Linked DNA regions of Homo sapiens: region 1 is linked to region 2. Evidence: chromatin loops called from intact Hi-C (ENCODE). Cell type or tissue: B cell. All regions are shown on one strand. Each heading gives the region's core, and the rest is flanking DNA. Links, peaks and the distances in the headings are about the cores only. Region 1 holds the start of LOC124907755 (a long non-coding RNA gene). Region 2 holds the start of LOC107985876.

Evidence for each region. Peaks named below come from ENCODE experiments on the same cell type or tissue, not always from the same donor. Only the 100,000 strongest peaks of a DNase experiment are listed, where the experiment ranks them.
Region 1: it touches region 2 in a loop (6-fold over the local background); 3 of 110 quality-filtered maps call a loop at or near these places.

Annotation. Positions count from the first base shown.
Region 1 is chr2:43,170,913-43,179,239 of GRCh38, forward strand. LOC124907755 (a long non-coding RNA gene) reads right to left here and starts at 4,663. Exons shown (of 2, transcript XR_007086298.1): 1 at 3,140-4,663; 2 at 567-876. RefSeq lists enhancers at 1-224, 3,291-3,370, 6,921-7,447, 7,448-7,972 and a cis regulatory region at 7,713-8,327. In B cell, for the core only: no CTCF peak of the experiment used is centred there; DNase peaks (open chromatin) are centred at 3,699 and 4,319; H3K4me3 peaks cover 2,714 bases; H3K27ac peaks cover 5,103 bases.
Region 2 is chr2:43,102,042-43,110,368 of GRCh38, forward strand. It overlaps LOC107985876, which reads right to left and starts at 404. Exons shown (of 3, transcript XM_047446566.1): 1 at 1-404. It overlaps LINC02580 (long intergenic non-protein coding RNA 2580), which reads right to left and starts at 404. Exons shown (of 2, transcript NR_151714.1): 1 at 1-404. RefSeq lists a silencer at 4,198-4,247. In B cell, for the core only: CTCF peaks have their summits at 4,083 and 4,283; DNase peaks (open chromatin) are centred at 4,100, 5,280, 5,880 and 7,480; H3K4me3 peaks cover 453 bases; H3K27ac peaks cover 5,429 bases.

The DNA of each region.
Region 1 (8,327 bases), core at 147-8,146, 69 kb after region 2:
GCATCCTGGCCGAGGTGCCGGAGGAAGCGTGGTCGGGGCAGAAGTGTTAATGGGCCTCCTTCCTGCCGTGCCCTGCCCGTGCCAGCTCCTCGGTGCTCATCCCGGCTCCCTGAAATGCTCGCTTCCACTCAGGGCCAGCGCACTCCCTCCACGTCCCTGGCCGCAGATCTGTCCTGCTTTGACAAATAACCCGCTCAGCCTTCGGGTTTATGGTTTTTCCGTGCGCCTTCCTTCATGTGGTTGGGAACCAAGCTCTGGTCTCCAGAGCTGTGTGGGGCTGGGAATGGCGCCTGGACCTGCAGGGCTCCCCAAGCAACAGTGCAGGGGGACTGGAATCCTGCTCTCAGGGAGACAGGGCCCATCAGGGAACCACGTAGGAGGGCCAGCGCCGCATGCTAAAGGGGCATAGGCAAGGGAAGGGGTCTGCAGGGACAGTCTGCAGGAGCCAGGAGGGCTTCCTGAAGGAGGCTGAGCTTGAAGGATGGAGGGGCCAAAGGAGACCATTCCAAAAGCAGACAGCACCAGCCCACAGGATGGTGAGCAGCAACTGCAAGAAGAGAAGCTTGGGCACTCGTGGGTTTGTTTTTATTTTTGCTTTTAAATGTAATATTTGGGCCGGCTGTGGTGGCTCATGCCTGTAATCCCAGCACTTTGGGAGGCCGAGGCGGGTGGATCACCTGAGGTCAGAGTTTGAGACCACCCTGACCAACATGGAGAAACCCCGTCTCTACTAAAAAATATATATATATATTAGCCAGGCCCCAACTACTCGGGAGGCTGAGGCAGGAGAATCGCTTGAATCCAGGAGGCGGAGGTTGCAGTGAGCTGAGATCGCACCATCGTACTCCAGCCTGGGCAGCAAAAGTAAAACTCCATCTCAAAAAAAAAAAAAAAAAAAGTAATATTTGTTAAGCAACAACTGTGCCCTGTGCTAAGTAAGTCTCATGAGTTCATTATCTCATTAATTTTCACAAAAACTCGCAAGTACTGTCAACCTCATTTTATAGGTGACAATCCTGGGGCCCAGGAGATAAAGTAGCATGCCTTGGGGGAGAGCTGGTTAGTGGCAGAACAAGGATGGAAGCCCTGGCAGGCATCCAAGGCAGGATCCACATGTTAAAGAGAAACCACTACACTGCACATTCTGGTCAGTCACTGTTGGACTTTTGCATTTGAGCCAGGGCTACCCATCTGGTGTCCCTGAGTCCCTGGGTCTGCCCCAGGAGGGCCAAGGAGGAATCAACTAATTCCAGGGCTATCTGTCCCCTCAAAGACACAAATTTGCACATGCTGGGAGCCTCAAGCCCCTTAGGAATCAGCATCATCCACAAGCTGATGCCTCCCACATAAGGGAACACATTTTCTTTTTTTCTTTTTTTGAGTCAGAGTCTCACTCTGTTGCTCAGGCTGGAGTACAGTGGCTCAGTCTCGGCTCACTGCAACCTCTGCCTCCCAGGTTCAAGCAATTCTCCTGCCTCAGCCCCCCGAGTAGTTGGGATTACAAGTACCAGCCACCATGTCCGGCTAATTTTTTGTATTTTTAGTAGAGACGGGGTTTCACCATGTTGGCTAGGCTGGTCTCGAACTCCTAACTTCAGGTGATCCGCCTGCCTCAGCCTCCCAAAGTGCTGGAATTACAGATGTGAGCCACCACACCCAGCCAAGGGGACACATTTTCAAAAGTACTTAGGGCTGTTGAATAAAATATACACTCATCTAAAAGCATTGCATGCCGGGCACAGTGGCTCATGCTTGTAATACCAGCACTTTGGGAGGCCAAGGTGGGCAGATCACCCGAGGTCAGGAGTTCAAGACCAGCCTGACCAACACAGACAAACCCCATCTCTACTAAAAATACAAAAAGTTAGCTGGGCGTGGTGACGCATGTCTGTAATTCCAACTACTCAGGAGTCTGAGGCAGGAGAATTGCTTGAACCCCAGAAGCGGAGGTTGTGGTGAGCTGAGATCATGCCATTGCACTCCAGCCTGCGCAACAAGAGCGAAACCCCATCTCAAAAATAAATAAATAAATAAAATTTTAAAAAAATTAAAGCACAGATGAAGGTATCCTTGCAGATGGTCATTTGTCTTTTTTTTTTTTTTTTTTTTTTTTGAGACGGAGTCTTGCTCTGTCACCCAGGCTGGAGTGAAGTGGCACAATCCGGGCTCACTGTAAGCTCCACCTCCCGAGTTCACACCATTCTCCTGCCTCAGCCTCCTGCGTAGCTGGGACTACAGGCATGTGCCACCACGCCCAGTTAATTTTTTTTTTTTTTTTGTATTTTTAGTAGAGACGGGGTTTCACCATGTTAGCCAGGATGATCTCGATCACCTGACCTCATGATTCGCCTGCCTCGGCCTCCCGAAGTGCTGGGATTATGGGGGTGAGCCACCACGCCCAGCCCATTTGTCCTTTTTTTAATCAAAAGATTTTAAAAGTACAAGTACTGCCACAGAGTGCAGGTCTGCAAAGTGTTTCGACTCTACAAAAGAGTGTTTGTATTTTAAAAGTTCAGGAACCATTTTACGGACTAAGACACTGAGGCCCTAGGAGATAGGGCTTCTTGGCCAAGTTGCAGAGCCAGCTGGGGCCCAGGGAGTTTAATCCAAGTGGTGTGGGTCTCCCTTTCTCTCTGTTCAGGGAAGTGCCCCCTTCATCCCCTCAGAGAAGGGCCCCAGGACTGCAGGACAGGCCATGGGGGGTGCAACCTTGGGAGGCATGAAGCTTGAGGAACTGAAGGGCTAGGAGAAATTCAAGGGCTGGGCACAGTGGGTCACACCTATAATCCCAGCATTTTGGGAGATCAAGGCAGGTGGATCACCTGAAGTCAGGAGTTCAACACCAGCCTGGCCAACATGGTGAAACCCCGTCTCTACTAAAAGTACAAAAAAATTAGCTGGGCGTAGTGGCAGGTGCCCATAATCCCAGCTACTTGGGAGGCTGAGGCAGGAGAATGGCTTGATCCCAGGAGGCAGAGGTTGCAGTGAGCCGAGATTGCGCCATTGCATTCCAGTCTGGGCAACAAGAGGGAAACTCCATCTCAAAAAGAAAAGAAAAAGAAATTCAAAGGCAAGGTTAGACTGTCTCTTAACAGACTGGGGACAACCCCAAGAAATAAGAAGGCACCCCCAGCCTCACCTGTTATTTACTTCTCAGAGCCTTCTGTGAGTCCAGCATTTGCAGGTCCTGCCATGGAAGAAGCCGGCTCTGGGTGGACAAGCAGGAAGACAGGAGGGTGGCCCTGGGTATACCATACCACTGGGCTCATGATATAGACCCCCCCAGTGGAAGGAAGCAAAGGAAAGACATTTCTGGGACATTTAGTGTAGGCCCAGCACTGTGTTTTTACAAGCGAGTATTTTTGTTTTTAATCTCAACAACCCTATGACTCCCATTTATACAGATACACCTCAGACCAGTGAAAAGCAGTTAAAAGGCAGAGCCGGCACTTAAACTTGACCCCACAACGTGGCCTGATCTGTGTTCTGGGGGTCTCCCCAGGCGCCGAGCTGCCAGGAGAAGGGTTGCCAGAGGGAAAGAGGAGGAGGTGTTGGCCCAGCCCCCACAGCCCCAGCCCAGGCGAACATCCTCTCAGCCTGCCTTTATTGTTCACAAAACCGAAAAAGTGATGATGGTTTTCCTTCCTCTCTTTAAGAAAACAACAGAATCAAAACAAACAGAGAAGGGGAACTCCCCTCCTGTAGCTTTTGCCAGAAATGAAAGGAAGAAATAATCCCCGTCATGACCTGGGCCGCCTCACTGCTGCAACAGGGTCTGGGAGGGGAAGAGAAAAACCCCTGCCCCCCGACCATAAAACCCAGAGTTTCTGCTTCCTGATACTGATACAAGCTCAACCTCACCCCCAGCAAATCCCTCACTGTCCTCTGTCCATCACCTCACACCGAAGATCTGACACACACACACACACACACACACACACATACACACAGCTGAAGCAGCTGAAACTTCCCAAAGAGCTTTAGTAAATCCTAAGGAAGGGCAAAGAGGAAATAAAAACATACAAGTCCAGGAAATAAAAACAGCCCTCAAAATGCATTCCAGCATGTTTGACCCCCCATAGTCACTTCCCACTTGAGGCTCCCAGGTCCTACCCCATTTCTCACTCCAGAGCTACCTGCACTGAGGCCCCCAAAGGACTAGAATAGCCTCACAGGGTCCTTTCCAAGCTCTAGATTTGGGCTTGCCTGTATCTCAGCTGCCTCAACAATCAAAGTCTAGAGCAGCGTAGAGCTTATGGTAATACAGGACACCAGATCCCATCCTCACAGGAGCCCTCTCATTCATAACTTAATATAGCTTTTAATTCCAGATAGCTTGTGCTGATTGGCTCACTTGGAGTGACTGGCAGCCTTCAGAGATCACTCTGTCCACAGTACACAGGGTTGTGGCCTTAAAGGCTCAGCAAGGTCATCATTTCTGAGCCTACAGTAACAGCCCTGTGGTCTCACAGAATGGGACCACCTGGTCAGCCTCATTCTTTAACAGGGACTCTAGGGCCCATAGCACCTTTTGAAAACTTCTGGATAAATTAAGGAATTTGTCTGTGGTCTGGATTCAAGGTCAGCGGGAGAACAGTTTTTCTCCATTATTACTAATTAGCCTCAGCAAAGACTAAATGACTACTTAGTAATATACTCAGTACTGTACCTGGTCCTGTGGGAAATGTACATATGAAGATAGATGAGTCTCAAAGCCTCTCAGGGGCAAGAGAAGGATGGAGGCAGGGAGAGGTTTCTGCCTAAACAATCAGAAAAGAGTCTATATGAAAACTCCTCTAAGAGCTGTTGGAGGGTTGGAGGGGATAAGGCAGCATGTGTGACATTGCTAACTGTTTGAGGATTATGGACCACAATGACCTGAGCTCCCTGAGGTCAGAAAATGTCTTGCCCCTTTTGGGTCTCAGGACTGATAGGTCCTGCACTTAGGAGGGGCTCAATTGGCATCTGTTGGGTGAATCACCATTTTCTGGCTTCACTGGCAGCAGATGGTCAGAGGAGGTCAAGCAATGATTATTCTCCTGAAGAAGAGACCAGACCAGGGCTGAAGCCAGATCTTCTACCTCTCTGAGCAATCCCTTTTTCTCAGCAGCCTCAATGCCCCACTCAGCCTTCAACCTTTCTCAACTGAACAGCAAGATAGTTATCCTCCTTTGCATTGTGGCTTTTTTTTTTTTTTTTTCGAGACGGAGTCTAGCTCTGTCACCAGGCTGGAGTGCAGTGCGCGATCTCGGCTCACTGCAACCTCCACCTTCTGGGTTCAAGCAATTCTGCTGCCTCAGCCTCCCAAATAGCTCGGATTACAGGCACGCGCCGCCACACCCAGCTAATTTTTGTATTTTTAGTAGAGACAGGGTTTCACCATGTTGGCCAGGATGGTCTTGATCTCCTGACCTCGTGCTCCACCCAACTCGGCCTCCCAAAGTGCTGGGATTACAGGTGTGAGCCACTGTACCCAGCCTGCACTGTATTTTTAATATATTCTCCAAGTGGCCTCTGGAGTTATTGTGCCAAAACACAGGTCAGATTATGTAATTCCCTTCCTCAGAAGCCTTTGCTGGCTCCCCATTGCCTGATGAATAAAGTCCTGGCTCTTTAGCCTGGCAATTAAGGCTGTTACTGCTGCTTCTCCCATCCCTCCATCCCCTGGAACTGGAATAAGCAGAGTGGCTAAAGGCTCAGGCTCCACACACAGGCTCCTGAGTTAAGATTCTGGCTCCACTCCAGAGCCTCTTTCTGAGCCTCTGTTTCCTGTTTATAAAATGGAAATAAGAAGAATGTCCACCTGTGAGGATTAAATAAGGTAGGTTTTTTGTTTTGTTTTGTTTTGTTTTGTTTGTTTGTTTTTTGAGACAGGGTCTCGCTCAGTCATCCAGGCTGGAGTGCAGTGGCTTAATCTCAGCTCACTGTAGCCTCCCAGGCTCAGGTGATTCTCCCACCTCAGCTTCCAGAGTAGCTGGGACTACAGGCGTGCACCACCACACCCAGCTAATTTTTGTATTTTTTGTAGAGACTGTTTTTGGCCATGTTGCCCAGGCTGGTCTTGAACTTACGGGCTCAAGCAATCTGACTGCCTCGGCCTCCCAAATTGCTGGGATTATGGGCATGAGCCACCACGCCTGGCCAAACAAGGTAAGCTCTGCATAGAGATACAGTAGGCCCTCCCTATCCTCAGGCTCCACATCAATGGATTCAACCAACCACGGATGGAAAGTATACTAAAAACATGATAAAAATAACAATACAATGAAAAATGATACAACATTTTAAAATACAGCATAATAAATATTTACATAGCACCCAGGCCTAGTGGCACACGCCTGTAATCCCAACACTTTGGGAGGCTGAAGCAGGAGGATTGCTTGAGCCTGGAAGTTCAAGACCAGACTGAGCAACATAGAGAGATCGTAGCTGTACAAAAAATTTTTTTAATGAGCTGGGCGTGGTGGTGTGTCCCTGTAGTCTCAGCTAATCCAGAGGCTGAGGTAGGAGGATCATTTGAACCTGGGAGGTCGAGGCTGCAGTGAGCCATGATCAAGCCACTGCACTCCAGCCAGGGGCCACAAAGCAAGACCTTATCTCTACAGGAAAAAAAAAAAAAATACATAGCATTTACATTGTATTAGGTATTATAAGTAATCTAGAGATAATTTAAAGTATACCTGAGTCATTCATGCCTGCTTAGCCAAAAATAAAGTATGCAAGAAGTTAGGTGTGGGTTATTTGTAAATACTATGCCATTTTATATCACGGACTTGAGCTTCTGTGGATTTCAATATCCATGGGAGTCTTGGAACCAATCCCCCCGCCACAATACCCCTAGGATACAGAGGGAGGGACAACTGTTCACAGAGGAGCTCCCAACACTTGTTGGGTTTCCTCAACATTGCAAGGATGATAGTTTTGTCTTCTCCAATGGCCCAGGAAGCTTTTTGAGGGCAGGTACCATGTGATACTTGCCTTGTGTCCACACCCACACCACCCCCATTGTGGACCACTGGACCATTGTGGGAGCTCAGTTCTATGGACTGAGTGGTTCTGTAGACCCAACAGTGGATAGGGCCAAGACAGGGGGCCTGGGAGATTGTGGATATCATCACCCCCTGGCCCTGGTGCACTCATACTCAGTTCTTAAGACCCAGCTCTTTCTGACTCCTCCAGAAAGACTTCTCTGTCCCTCAGGCTGGGTCAGGCCCCTCAGCGTCCCACTGCACACATGGCAGATAAGTCTTGATCGATGTGCTGTGATAAAGCAGTTATCTGTGTGTACAGCTGGCTCCCCAAGAGACCGTGCCCTCCCTTCTCACTATTCTCTGGAGTCAGGCTCTGTAGCAGCCCAACATGGTTTTGATGAATGAATTAATAAATTTGCTCTGTGATCATGAGCAAATTCCCTCTGTCCTGTTCTCAACAACGGGAAGGCACTATCTTTACTAGATAAGTGAGAGGAAGGGGCCCGGAGGTGGAGGAGGCAGGGCCAGAGGAGGAATGGAGTGGCTCGTGACACCCACTGTGGGCAGATGGGATCTGTTAGGAGTGGCTTTGGCTCACTGGGGCAGGCCAGGGTGGAGAACTGTCACATACCCTGGTGTACCTCTGGCAAGGAGCTCTGGTGCCATGTGGGAATAGAAGTGCATGGTCCCTTGGCAAGGCTAACGTTTTGTTTTTAAAGAAGTCTGTGTTTCCAGCCTCTTCCTATCTAGTGACCTGGTCCCTGAGACCTGCCCACCCTCCCGGGCCATAGCACCAGCCATGCGACCTTGAACCGGTCACCACTCATCCCTGAACCTCCAAGTTCTCAGCTCTACTGACAGGGCTGCAGTGCCTTCATGGGCTGGTGCCTGCCTGGGAGGGAGCCCAGGGATAGAAGCCTGGTTCGCTGGCCACCTCCCGCTGGGGCGTTGGCCCAGGCTGCCAGGTTTCACGTTTCAGCTTTCAGAGTGTTTTCTTGTCTAGGGCACTTTCTATTTTTCAATACTTTTCCTATCACAGCCAAACAACAAAAAAGGAAATTGGTTGAGCCTTCTGAAGACCAAGGTCTGGGAGGGTGGGGGTGGGCAGAACCCACCATGGGAAAAGCTGGAGTCAGGGCTGAGGGAGGAGAGGCCTCTCCACCCGATTCCCCAGCACCCCTGCTCCCCTTCCTCCGGGGCTGACTCATTGTTTTGCAACAAACAGCCGGCAGCCAGGTCCCAGCAGTTTCTCAAGCCTGGCCCCCAGGCTGGCTGGGCTCAATCCTGGCCCTCCCAACTGCCTGGCCAGGCCCTGAACGATTGAGTTATCTCCACTCGCATCCCCTTTGTTTGGGG
Region 2 (8,327 bases), core at 244-8,243:
ATCAGAGGCACTGTTGAGTGCAGGCCCAGAGGCCCCACTGGTTTTATGCCAGGGTTGGTGCCCAGAAGAGCTCCAGCCAGGGCTTACTGGATGGGAGCAGCATCTCCTGACTCCAGGGTCCAGGCCTTCTAGGCTGCATTCCCCTTCAAAGTCCAGTGTCCTCCCCAGGCCCGGGAGAGGCCCAGGTCCCAGGTCGGCAGTGCTGGTCTTCACCTTTGCCACTGAACCCGAGGAAACGAGCACCCGTCTATTCCTCCTCCCAAAGCTGGGAGCAGTTGTGAAGAGCCGCCATAGATTTCCAAAACCTCAGCATCCTGAACGCCTCCCAGAGCAAGCAGAGGCCTTTCCAAAACACTTCCCCTCCGAGCCCGTCTTACTGAGACATTCTGTCCCTCGGCTATACTCTGGAAAATGTTCCCTCAGCCTAAGACTGCCAGTCCCAAGCAGGACCACAGGCCTCAGAGCCAGACCGCACCACAGGGCCTGGCTCCTCCAGGCAAGTCAGGGAAAGGAAGCTGCCTGTATTTTCAGAGGAGCCCAGGCTTGCCTCCAAGGCCCAGAGAGGGTGCCCAGCCAAGCTCATTTCTGCTGCTACCACGCCATGCAAGACACTGGAAAGCCAACATCACACGACATTCACATCTGTGGGTGGAAGAATGTGCAGAAAACTCGAGAACAAAGTAGAGGGAAGGAGAGCACAGAGTTCAGCCAAGCCTCTAAGGGGACAGACCAGCTGTCCAGTAACAAGCAGACTCAAGCATAGCTGCGGAAGTCAACAGATTTTCCCTGGGGGACCCTGTGACCTAGGCAGCCCCCAACAGCCAGGCCACCAGCACAGCATCAAGCAGAAAACCAATCCAGCTCTCTCTCCCATTAAATCAGCTTTACTTAAGATATAGAATGACCCAATACTGTCTGAAAATGAAATGCCCAAGGCTCAGCTAAGAGGAAGCCAGACTACGTAAAAGAATGTCCTTGAAATATAAACTGAAGTATTTAAGGGTAAAGGGGCAAGATTTCTCTAAATTTTTCTCAAATGATTTCATAAATGTAAATAATTGGTGAATCTGGGGAAAGGGTATACAGGAATTCCTTAGTCTTATAAACTTTCTGAAGTTGGCAATTTAAAAAACAAAACGGCAGGCAGCAGACATGCCAAAACATGATAGCACTGATATTCCAAATGCCATACCCAGTGAAGGGACTCAACTCTTCTGTTACCTTCCCCCTGCAACACACAGTCACACTCACACTCAAAATACTTGGAACCGCACGCTTAAGATCTGTGCATTTCATTTCCCTGTTATACCTTATATTTTATTACATATTATTAAAAATAAAATATTTGAACTGGTAAAATGCAGTCCAAAGATGCATGCATCTTTCACTGTCTTCTGTCATAGCAATTTGTGAACCCAAGTCAGGCCCAGCGTCCTTAAGGGGAAAGCCAGTGTTGTTTACCTCTGAATCCTACTGCAGCTAGCAATGTACTTTGTAAATGGTAGGCATTTAACCAAACCTAGAATCCAATCATTTGCCATGGAAGGTTTCTAGCTCTAAGTGAGGTGGAAGGAGGAAGGGAAGGGGGTAGATAGCCAAATGGAAGAAGAAACCAAGAAAGACGGCAGAGTCCACATGGATTTTCCAGTCCAACACACTCATGTCAGAACTAATTTTTTTTGTTTTTGTTTTGGGGTGTTTTTTTTTTTAAGACACGGTCTCACTCTGTCACCCAGGCTGGAGAGCAGTGGCACAACCTCGGCTCACTGCAACCTTTGCCTCCTGGGTTCAAGCTATTCTCCTGCCTCAGCCTCACGAGTAACTGGGATTACAGGCGCGCGCCACCACACCTGGCTAATTTTTTGTATTTTTAGTAGAGGCGTGGTTTCACCATGTTGGGCAGGCTGGTCTTGAACTCCTGACCTCAAGTGATCTGCCTGCCTTGGCCTCCCAAAGTGCTGGGATTACAAGCGTGAGCCACCATGCCTGGCCAATTTTTTTTTTTTTTTCAAGGTTAGTTAGTGGTCAGGCCCACCTAGTGGTTACCAGAGTCAACAATGGACTTATTAAACTTTGCCTCATTCTCTGAGTGTTTTGTGTATATGAATATAGTCTCTCCAGCAAGACCACAGAGGTAAGGGCCTTTCCTCTCCCTACCCTCCCACGGCCATCCTCATGAGCTTAATAGAGACACAGACCCGTGATATGCCCTTAAGTGCCTCTACCAGACTCGAAGCTCCATGAGGGCAGGGCTGTGTCTTGTTTGCTCTCTTCCGCATCCCCAGCACTTAGCACAGCGGTTGACACATTGTTGGTGACTAGTACATAATAGTTAAATCACGGAGTGAATGAATGGGAGTTTTGTTGAGTTTAATTGAGTTTAGTTGAGTTGGGTTGAGTGGGGTTGAATTGAGTTGGGTTGGGTTGAGTTGAATTGGGTTGAGTTGGATTGGGTTGAGTTGAGTTACCTTGTTCCCCAGGGTACACTGAGCAGGCTCTTTGGGAGTCATGCTTCTGACATCAGATGCTCAACCACAGAGTCAGAACCAATGCAAACCTCCCCTCTTTGCTTTAACTCCCACCCTCAGAGTAGATCTCTCTGGCTGCTGAATCTATCACCAAAGGTGGTGGAGCTTTCTATGGCCAGTGTAATACGATCAAAGTTAGGATAAGGTCTTCTTCTCATGGTCCTTTTGGGTGGGGCTACTTTGGGAAGAGGAGCTTTGCTAAAGCACTTTTCTGGTGAAGGCAGGATCTTCTGTAGGAAAGCTCTGGATTGAAGTTATGGTACCACCACCCCCCACCTCCGCCACCCCATCACTCTATCCCCACATATACAGTAGGGACAAGGCTAGGGCATGGGGGGCAGCAGAGAGCAGCACCCTGCAGGTGCCAGTGACTGAGGGAGAGCAGTAGGCCTGAGGGAAGCAGTGGGAGTGTGACCCACGATCAGCAGGAGCTCAATGTTTCTCCCTGATGCTTGGGGCAGGGCACTTGTGATAGGGCAGGGGAGGTACATCTCCCTGTCATTAACAGGAACAGGAGCCTGAGGCATGGGGATCTTCAGTCAGGCTCTCTGAGGTCTTCCAGCCTCCAACCCCTGGGCTAGGAGCCTTGTGTAGCAATCTTCCTGTTGCTACCATGGAGACCTGAGCCCCAGGTCAGCCCTGGGAAGGGTTGGGTGCATTCCTGGCCATAGGGATGGTGCATTTCATTCAGGCTGTCCAGATGTTTATGTCCCCCCCAAATTAATATGTTGAAATCTTCACCCCTAAAGTGATGAAGGTAGGAGTCGGGCCTTTGGGAGGTGATTAGGTCCTGGGGGTGGAGCCCTCATGAATAGGATTAGTGCCCTTATATTATGCCCTGAGACAGACCCCTAACCCCTTCTGCCATGTGAGGTTAGAGTAAGAAGTCACCATTTATGAGGAGATCGCCCTCACCAGACACTGAATCTGCCGGCCCCGTGATCTTGGACTTCCAGCCTCCAGAACTGTGAGAAACAAATGTCTGCAGTTTACAAGCCATCCAGTCTATGATATTAAATGTCTGCTGTTTATAAGCCATCCAGTCCATGATATTTTGTTATCGTAGCCTAAATGGACTCAGATATCAGATATATTTCTGTATAGCTTGGGGGAAGGAAGAGTTCCTCCTCTCACATCCCCTTCTGTGGGCTGGACTATGTTGAGAAAACCTCCACGTTTCCAGCACCTCTCACCATCTCCCTGCACCCCTTTAGAGGAAACCCCTTCCTGGGCCTTCAGGGCATGGCTGGGCATGCTCCCAGCACACTTCATGTTTGCTTCCAACCTAAGAAAGGCCAGGCTTCCCAGCTGGGAGCTCTTTTCCCTCCCCACCTCCCCCTTTCTTGTCTGTCTGCCTCCCTTTCACACTCCCCTATCTCCATCCCCTCAAACCCAAGAGTTTCCACAGTGACAACATGTGGGCCCCAAATCAAACCCCTGTCCACAGGTCCTGCCTGTGTCCCTCCTCCTCCTCCTCTAGCTCCCCAGCCTGGCCACCCTTGTCAGCCCCACCCTCACTCCCACACCCCCACCATTCCTCCTTGTGGACAACTTTCTAAATGCAGCCACACTTCCCCTTTTGAGCCACAGGGCCTATAAAACAGCTGCAGACAGTCAGCGGCACTGCAAAAGTCCTCTTGCCAAGTTTGGCTGAGACCAATACCCTCTAACTCTAGCCATTGCTTCCCCACTACCAGGCACTGAGAGAACAGGCTCCTTTTCGAGTAAACAGTGGGGAGACATCATGTTCCCAACATTCTAAACTAAAGAGGACTCACTGAGGGGCCCAGCCAGTGGGAGGAGGCAGCCCAAAGCCTAGCCTGGCTTCCCACACCCCCAACCCTGCCAGTGCCCTGTGAGACCCTGACTACTCCACCCCCTCCAGTCTTCTGTTTTGCAGGATGAGGGGTAGCTTGGTTGGTTTCCTGGCCCTTTCTGAGTCTAAAACTCCACAAATCTGTCACTTCTCCTTAGGGTGCTCCTGCCCAGTGCCTGGAGAGGGAAGGGGCTTTGCTGAGAGACATGCTGCCACCTGAGGGTTGTCCAGACACGAACTCAGTCCCCCACCTGCCTTCTGTGCTCTTTCTGCAACACTCTGGCCTCAGTGAAACAGTAGCTCTCAGTCCTGGCCACATAGCAGAATCACCCAGGGAGATTTTACAACATCTCAATCCCCAGCCACACTCCAGACCCATGAAATCTGAATCGTGGGTTGGGGCCTGGAAATCAGTCTGTTTGGAAAGTTACCCAGGTGATTCTGCTAAGCGGTCAGGGTTGAGAACCACGGTGGGAAAGGCTTCCAGGAAGTAAAGATGAAGCTATAAGCCAGAGGTGATACATTTCCGTCCCACATTCTCCGCTGAGAAGGATCTTGAGGCTGGTAGGAAGAGATCTGGGATGAACTAGGCATGTCTGTCAGGGATGGGTAGGGAGTGGCTGTGGCCTGAACTAGGTATTTGTCCTCGGGCTTTGGTGGCTCAGAGGTCCTGCCCTGAGGATGCAGGAGAGGACCAGCCTCCAGGCACTGGCTCATTGGCCGGCTTGCTTCCTCCCAAACCTCCCACCTCCCAAGTCTCATTATGGCCCTTGAAGTCAGACAGCCCCAGGGCTACCGTCCAGGAACTGGAAACCAACCTCAGCCAGAGCCAAGAGGCCCCAGGTCAGCCCCAGCCCTCCAAGGGCTTTGTGTAGATTGAAAAAAGGAAAATAGAGAAGGGAAACCAAAGCAGGGCAGAATGCAGTGAAGGAGAAAAAGACAAGAGAAAGGGGAAGGACCCTGAGGTCAGAGAGTCATGTGAATGGCATTTAGGGAACAAAACCTGGCTCCTCTCCATCCATCATCCCCTGGGCCGGGAGAGAAGCACTCTTCTGCCAGGGTCCAGGGCACAGAGATCCAGGCCAGAAAATCCAGATCCAGAAATCTGCCCAACCATGTGTCTGTGAGCACCATGCAGAGCCAACAGAGGAGCCTCCTCGCACAGACACCCTCAGATCCCCACCTCTTCTTCTCACCAGAGCCACAGCCTCCTGTTGGACATTTAAGCGAAATCACTTGGTCATTCCTCAACCAAAAAAAAAAAAGAAAAAAAAAAACACATTAAATCCAGTTCCCAAGACACTTGGCATCACATCAGGGTGACCTGGGTGATGCTGCTGTCGAGCTGCATGACCTGGAGTGAGCCACCTCCCTTCCCTGCCCGGGCCTCAGGGCCTGACCTTGCCTGCCTGCCTGCGAAGTCATATTTGAATGGAAGGGACACTGCTGTAGCCCAGGGGTCAAGAGCCTGGGCTCTGGAGACAGAGGCCTGGACCTGGCTCACCACTTACTAGCTGTGTGAGCATGGGCAGCTATGGCTGTGAACTTCTGCTTCCTCATCTGTAAGGCAAGAGTTAGCAGACTGATGACAGAAAAGGAGAAGAAAACACAGGCCACACCAATGTGGGACTCATATTTAGAAAACACAAGGACTGGCCAGGTACGGTGGCTCATGCCCTGTAATCCAAGCACTTTGGGAGGCCGAGGTGGGTGGATCACCTGAGGTCAGGAATTCAAGACCAGCCTGACTAACATGGAGAAACCCCGTCTCTACTAAAAATATATAAATTAGCCAGGTGTGGTGGCGGGAGCCTGTAATCCCAGCTACTCAGGAGGCTGAGGCATGAGAATTGCTTGAACCCAGTGGGTGGAGGTTGCAATGAGCCGAGATCACACCACTGCACTCCAGCCTGGGTGACAGAGTGAGACTCCATCTCAAAAAAAGAAAAGAAAAGAAAACACAAGGACTGCTCTTTGCAGATCCAAAGAAGATGGCAACTCCAATAGAAAAGTGGGCAAAGGATATGAATGGGGCAGTGAACAGAGCTGCAAGGATGTGTGCAAACAGGAGGACACACAGCAGATGCATCAGAGAGGCTTCTATTGGGAGAGGAGGGGAGTGAGGAAGGGGACAAGGGGATAGTGGTTCTCAGCCTGAGATGATTCTGCTCCCTTTCCCCAGGGGACATTTGGCAATATCCAGAGACATTTTTGGTTGTTACAGTGGAGGTGTGGGGGTGGGTAATATTGGCATGTAGTAGAGAGGCCAAGGATGCTGCCAAACATCCTACAATGTACAGGACAGCCTGCATAAAAGGAATGATCTGACTTGATATGTCAATAGTGCGGCCAATGAGAAACTCTGGGCAAAGTAAGTGGATAAGCAGACAAATGGGCCAGATGTGGTAGCTCATGCCTGTCATTCCAGCATTTTGGGAGACTGAGGAAGGAGGACCACTTGAGCTCAGGAGTTAGAGACCAGCTTGGGTAACATAGTGAGACCCCATCTCTACAAAAATATTTAAAAATTAGCCAGGCATGGTGTCATGCTCCTGTAGTCCCAGCTATGGGAGGCTGAGGTAGAAGGATAGCTTGAGCCCAGGAGTTCAAGGCTGCAGTGAGCTATGATCACACCACTGCACTCCAGCCTGGGTGACAGAGCAGGACCCTGTCTCAAACAAACAAACAAATAGATGCAGGGGCCTTGTACAAACAAATAATGAACATGTACCATGAGCTGAAGCACAGGACAAACTTAAATAAGTAAAATTAAATGGCAATAATAATGGTTCCTAAGTGGCACACAGTAGAGTTTTCAAGTAGTATTTGCTGCTCTATTGCTACTCTTTCGTTGAGGATCTGAACTGCTTGACCCTCTTCTGTTTGTTCCAGCAGCAAATTGTGGGCCTCGGTCCAGAGAGACTCCTGTCTTGCCCAGAGATGGAGGAGCAGTCACAGTGGGCAGCCCATCTCAAACCCCTGCACCAGTGGCCACATGAAGGGAAGGAGCAAAACATGGTTTAAAAAAAAAAAAAAGAAATGGGTAGGAGTGACTGAGTTGGGAGAGAAGAGGAAGAGAAAGGAGACACTGCAAGTTTCAATGTTTCACAACATTACAAAAATACCCCCCAAAGCCTGGGGGCCATGGGGAGAAGTGCAAATTGAGCAATGACTGCGGTTCTCTTTTCAAATTCATGGAAAATCCTCTTTTCACACCCCCTGGGTCAGTGAAGCCAGACCCTTCAGCATCACCACAGTGGCCTAGAAAGGGACACTTGTCCTGTCACCACCAGGCCCTACACCATCTCTCCCCTTGGCTGCCTCCTCCTTCTCTCACTCACCCAGACCAATTCTTCATTCCTCTTTTGTTTTCAGGATGAGGATGATTTTATTTACTTACTCCCACTCCGGTCCCACTAAAGCCCTGAAGCAATTGACAAGATACATACAAAATAATAATTATAATCTCATCTGTTAGAAACCAGCACCTGGAAAGTAATCATCTCCTTTAAAAACAGCCCAAGAGAACCTCTAAGATTCCTTTTTTTTTTTTGAGACAGAGTCTCGCTCTGTCGCCCAGGCTGGAGTGCAGTGGCACGGTCTCGGCTCACTGCAAGCTCCGCCTCCTGGGTTCACACCATTCTCCTGCCTCAGCCTTCCAAGTAGCTGGGACTACAGGCACCTGCCACCATGCCTGGCTAATTTTTTTGTATTTTTTTAGTAGAGACAGGGTTTCACCATGTTAGCCAGGATGGTCTCGATCTCCTGACCTCGTGATCCGCCCACCTCGGCCTCCCAAAGTGCTGAGATTATACGCATGAGCCACCGTGCCCAGCCTACTAGAGCCTCTAAGATTCTTAAGGATGAGTGCCCAATTTGGCTCAGAGCTTCCCAGCAACCCAAGTAAAGTGGGAATTGGGATTAGTTTCATGAATCACATTGCCCATAAGTCAGAAGCCCCCTAATTCCTCTGAAGATGCAGA